2 separate regions of the Homo sapiens genome follow, and region 2 is linked to region 1. A link is a contact called in ENCODE Hi-C or POLR2A ChIA-PET data. All regions are on one chromosome and are shown on one strand. The core of a region is the stretch at or near the end of the contact, and the rest is flanking DNA. Distances in the headings are between cores, read along the strand shown.

The links. Hi-C counts contacts between places; a loop is a spot of excess contacts on that map. ChIA-PET counts read pairs that join two places held with the same protein, here RNA polymerase II (POLR2A). Pooled maps may share reads with other maps.
Region 2: a loop to region 1 is called in a pooled map, with 7 times the contacts of the local background. The contact joins two enhancer-like sites. A Hi-C loop is called at or near these places in 3 of 168 maps with a recorded cell type or tissue (CD4-positive, alpha-beta T cell, heart left ventricle and natural killer cell), 1 of 37 single-sample maps with no recorded cell type and 6 of 50 pooled maps. POLR2A ChIA-PET finds 5 or more read pairs at or near these places in 5 of 52 experiments (A549, CD4-positive, alpha-beta T cell, PC-3 and 2 more).

Annotation. Positions count from the first base shown.
Region 1 is chr15:22,220,032-22,222,731 of GRCh38, forward strand. No RefSeq gene overlaps it. Among named protein-coding and RNA genes, the nearest start is that of MIR1268A, 3.9 kb to the right of the region's middle. RefSeq lists a silencer at 1,278-1,447. Within about 2 kb of position 1,345, at least 4 of the 41 ENCODE cell types and tissues checked have a DNase peak (open chromatin) inside an H3K27ac peak, as active enhancers do; they include CD4-positive, alpha-beta T cell and natural killer cell, where a contact is called at or near this core.
Region 2 is chr15:22,261,369-22,264,068 of GRCh38, forward strand. It overlaps the pseudogene REREP3. Among named protein-coding and RNA genes, the nearest start is that of MIR1268A, 37 kb to the left of the region's middle. Within about 2 kb of position 1,308, at least 6 of the 41 ENCODE cell types and tissues checked have a DNase peak (open chromatin) inside an H3K27ac peak, as active enhancers do; they include CD4-positive, alpha-beta T cell and natural killer cell, where a contact is called at or near this core.

The DNA.
Region 1 (2,700 bases), core at 95-2,594:
ATCCCAGCACTTTGGGAGGCTGATGCAGGCCTTGAACTCAGGATTTTGAGACCAGCCTGGCCAACGTGGTAAAACCCTGTCTCTACCAAAAATACAAAAGTTAGCCAGGTGTGGTGGTGCATGTTTGTAATCCGAGCTAGCTGGAAGGCTGGGGTGGAAGGATGACTTGAACCTGGGATGCAGAGTTTGCAGTGAGCTGAGATCACGCCACTACACTCCAGCCTGGGTGAGCGAGTGAGACTCTGTCTCAAAAAAACAAACAACGGTCACTCCCAACCAACTCACATTAAACCGTTCTCTCAAGGGCTATGGATAAACAGTTCGAATTTTAAGAACACAGGCTGCCATGAGACATTTTAAATTTTTTTTGTCAGCAGAGGGTAGAAAGTTACAAAACTCAATGACAGGAAATTGCAAATTTCTAAGATTATAGTAGGCAAAATATCAACGTAATCTTTTTTTTTTTTTTTTTTTTTGAGATGGAGTCTCACTGTCTCCCAGGCTGGAGTGCAGTGGCGCAATCTCAGCTCACTGCAAGCTCCACCTCCTGGGTTCACAACACTCTCCTGCCTCAGCCTCCCGAGTAGCTGGGACTACAGATGCCCGCCACTACGCCAGGCTAATTTTTTTGTATTTTTAGTAGAGACGGGGTTTCACCGTATTAGCCAGGATGGTCTCGATCTCCTGACCTTGTGGTCCGCCTGCCTCGGCCTCCCAAAGTGCTGGGATTACAGACTTGAGCCACTATGCCCGGCCTTTTTTTTTTTTTTTTAAACACTTGTGAAGGTACACAGGTAAATAATCAGATTTTTTTTTTTTTTTTTTGAGACGGAGTCTCGCTCTGTCACCCAGGCTGGAATACAACGGCATCGTCTCAGCTCACTGCAACCTCTGCCTCCTGGGTTCAAGCAATTCTCCCACCTCAGCCTCCAGAACAGCTGGGATTACAGCCATGGGCCACCACGCCTGGCTAATTTTTTGTATTTTTAGTAGATATAGGTTCTCACTATGTTGGCCAGGCTGGTCTCGAATTCCTGACCTCAGGTGATCCGCCTGCCTTGGCCTCCCAAAGTGCTGGGATGACAGGCATGAGCCACCGTGCCCAGCGTAGATTTATTGGATTCTAAAATGCACAATTCTCTATGTTTCGGTGTTTCTGAAACCAAGGTCATCTCACCATCCACAGGAATCTTTAATAGTTTTTCTTTTTTTCCCCAACAGTTATTACATCACTGATGCATCTTAAAAGTCACTGGTATTTGAAAGTCAAGAAAACAGGAAACTCTCAAAACCAAGTTCTGAAAGCCACAGGGTGTTTCTGCTAAGCTGGCTGCGGCCTCCTGTGTATTTCGAATACCAGCCACAGTGTGGCGGCCACATCTCACCCAGGCAGGCCTCCATAACAGCTTCAGTACCAACTGAGTGGCGAAGTTACATATAAAAACCTGAAAGAGGCCGGGCACGGTGGCTCATGCCTGTCATCCCAGCACTCTGGGAGGCGAGGCGGGGGATCACGAGGTCAGGAGATCGAGACCATCCTGGCTAACATGGTGAAACCCTGTCTCTACTACTAAAAATACAAAAAATTAGCCAGGCGTGGTGGTGGGCACCTGTAGTCCCAGCTACTCGCGAGGCTGAGGCAGGAGAATGGCGTGAACCCGGGAGGCGGAGGTTGCACTGAGCCGAGATTGCGCCACTGCACTCCAGCCTGGGTGACAGAGTGAGACTCTGTCTCAAAAAAAATTAAAAAACAAACCTGAAAGAGCCAGTGTCCTTATACGAAGGCTGGAATGTAACAAAGACCCACCAAGAGTTTTGCCCAGGCCTTTCCTGGGCCTTGAAAATATGACAACGAAGGAATTCCTAACAGGACCTGTTTGGGTTTACGTAGTTTTACTGGGGATCTGAAAAACTCCCCTTATCTCGGGTAATCACCACAGCACCTGGACCCACCTACATTAAGTCAATTTACTGAGGCTCCAGAGAAAGGTCTTCAGGACTCAGACCTTTGTTATAGATTAGAAGAAGTTAATGCCTTTTTTCTTTTTTCTGAGGCCGAATCTCACTCTGTTGCCCAGGCTGGAGTACAGTGGCACCATCTCAGCTCACTGCAACCTCCATCTCCTGGGTTCAAGCAATTCTCCTGCCTCAGCCTCCTGAGTAGCTGGGACTACAGGTGCCCACGACCACACCTGGCTAATTTTTTGTATTTTTAGTAGTGACAGGGTTTCACCGTGTTAGCCAGGATGGTCTGGAACTCCTGACCTCAGGTGATCCACCTGCCTCGGCCTCCCAAAGTGCTGGGATTATGGGTGTGTGCCACCACGCCCGGCCCCGCTTATGTCTTTAGATGAATGCACACTTACACATAGGCATATAAAAGGTATATAAGCTCTGGAAAACTTTGTAATTTTGAGTCGGTCTGGTGATAATTTCCAGACCTTCTCCCTGCACCTGGTTACAGAAATAAAACCTATCTTCTCTCCCAGTTCATCCACATCTCATTATTGGGCCGTGAGAATAAGCAGGCTGAGATTCGGTTTGGTCTGGGAACAAGAGAAGTGACATTATCCTACCATAATCAGTTCTTTTTCCCTCTTTTCCTCTGTCAGGACATAGTATCAATAACAGAGAAGACAGTAAGACACTCACCACCTCATTAGCAAGAACGTTAATCCCCACCGCTCCCCTCCCTCACCT
Region 2 (2,700 bases), core at 58-2,557, 41 kb after region 1:
CAAAGCTAAGGCTGACGTTGATGAACCCTTTATTGCTTGGAGCAGGCAACTCAGATGAAATCTAGCATTTAAGTATTTTGCTTTCTTAGTTTCTAAATATTCCTGAAAAAGCAGCCCCATTAAAGCTGTCTGCATTCTTTTGTAAGCCTGTTGTATTTTGTTTTGAACTCTTTGAGCTTAGAGATTTTGTGTTTTTCTTTTAGAGATACAAATGTTAATTGCTTTTTAAATTCTTTATCCAATTTGAATTTTTATTTCTTGGCCTGGCAAGGTGGCTTACGCCTGTAGTCCCAGAAGTTTGGGAGGCCAAGATGGGCAGATCGCTTGAGCCCAGGAGTTCAACACCAGCCTGGGCAACACAGCAAAACCCTGTCTCTACAAAAAATACAAAAATTAGCCAGGAGTGGTGGCACACATTTGTAGTCCCTGCTACTGGGGAGGCTGAGGTGGGATGATTACCTGATCCCAGGAGGTAGAAGCTGTAGGTGAGGTATGATCATGCCACTGTACTCCAGCCTGGGTAACAGAATGAGACCCTGTCTCAAAAAATTTTTTTTAAATTTATTTTAACTGTATTTTCCGAAATAGTCATTATTTGCAATTCCTTATCCAAACCCTGTGTTTTTATTTAAAAATTCTTATTATTCTGAGGACTTCTAGAGGTGTAAAAGTAGGGGGAGTATAAAGTAGACATACCTGTGTTTTACTTTCAGAAAGAAAAATACTTCCAGTAGCCACACTGATGATAGGCTGAATTAGTTGTACTCTGCCTAGTGGCGGGTAATGCTGCTGCTTGCTGCTCCTGCAGTCGCCTGTTCCAGGGTGCCAACTGTGGGGGATAGTTGGCTTAGACTTTCCAATGCCTATTTTACGTAAATAAAAGACCATAGTTTTGGAAATAGTTAAATCCTTTGCAGTTTTTTCTTTTTGTCAGTGATAATAAATATGCTATGGTATGTGCACATGCTTATTCTTATTTTAAAAATAACAGCTTTATTGAAAGAGAATTCATATACTATATATACTTCACCCTTTTAAAGTGAAGTCAGTGGTTTTTAGTATAGTCACATAGCTGTGCAAGCACGACCACTGCCACTGAATGTTTCCATCACCCGAAAAAGAAACCCAGTGCCTATTAGCAGTCGCTCCCCATTCCCCCTCCCCCCAACGCTTGACCACCCCTTTTTGTCTCTATGGGTGTCTTTTTTGGACGTAGCATGTAAGGGGACCACACACCGTGTGGCCCTTTGTGACTGGCTTCCTTCACTCTGGTGATGTCAGGGCCCCTCCATGCTGTGGGTGTGTCAGCACTTCCTCCTCTTTCGCAACCGAGTGGCGTTCCCGTGTGAAGAGGCCAAGCTGTGCTCACGCGTTCTTCAGCGGGTGGACCTTGGGGTTGCTTCACATGCTTGCTTGTAGACTTTTGTCTTCATGGTTAATAGGCTCTTTATCTTCATCCCCGTGCACTGTGCCTAACACTTAGAGCATCCTCTGTGGACCGCTGGCGTACGTGTCGGTGCAGGGCTGTCCTGAGGGCTCCTGTTCCACCTGGTAGATTGCTAGGTGCGGTGTGCAGAGCTGTGTAGGTGTGGCCTCAGCCAGCCTGGGGAGCTGCAGGTGGAGGTGGCAGGGAACTCTGTGCTGTCAGTACAGAGCCTCTGGGCTGGTGCATTTGGTCAGCGACAGGTATGGGGGAGCAGGGCCTGGTGGGCAGGGGCCTGAGCTTCAGCTGTGAGGGCCCTGCTGTTTGTGTTTCAGCATCCTCAGGGTATGGATAATGAACTGCTTCATGGGGCTGATTTTTTTAAGGGGGTACTAAAAAAATGATGTTTTTAAAGTTTTTGGTGCAGGGGTGTGGTGGGGGTGGTGGTCTTCCTTTAGGGATATGTTCTGTGGAACAGTTCTGGAACTCTCTGTGGCTTGCATTGTGAGTACCTGAGGGTAAGCACTGTAGAAACTTCAGATAGACACAAATGCTGTGAATAAACCTGCTGAAAATGTCTGTCTAAAGATCAGCAACAGCTTTTGCTTTGTTGCTTTTTGTAAGCTGTTGAAAATCATTGCAGTTCAGAGGTGAAACATGGGATAGTTCATCGTCTGGTTATCAGGCAAAGTGGTTTCTCCCTTAGCCCTAAACTCTGGGCCGATTGCAGCCAAGAGTCATCTAGCATTCCATAAGAACAGACTCTCTCTGGAGCAGCTGTTGTCACTGATGGTTAAAGGAATAGCTGTGACCTAAAAGCACTGTTTTGTCTCCATCTTTAACACTCGTTCTCCTGGGCAGCTGGGAACCGCCTGGTCTATGAACTTGTCTGTGAACTAAGTCTTCTGGCTGTCTTTGTATACGTTGCTTTTTTTTTTATTGCATTACAGGAGATACAGGAAATAATATTCTAACTCATAGTGGATCTTTATTTTTATTTTTATTTTTTGGCCAGCTGTTACAGGTCTAAAACACTGTGCTGTTTCATAGTACAGTACAGTACATGATACGGGAATTGAGTCATGTGCTGCTTAAGGACACAGATACGTTCTGAGAAAAGCGTCCTCAGCTGATCTTGTTGTGTCAGCACCACAGTGTGTACTTGCACAAACATGGGTGGCAGAACCCGCTACACCCCTGGGCCACATTGTAGAGCCTGTTGCTCCTCGGCTATAAACCTGTGCAGTGTGTTACTGTACTGAATACTGTAGGCAGTT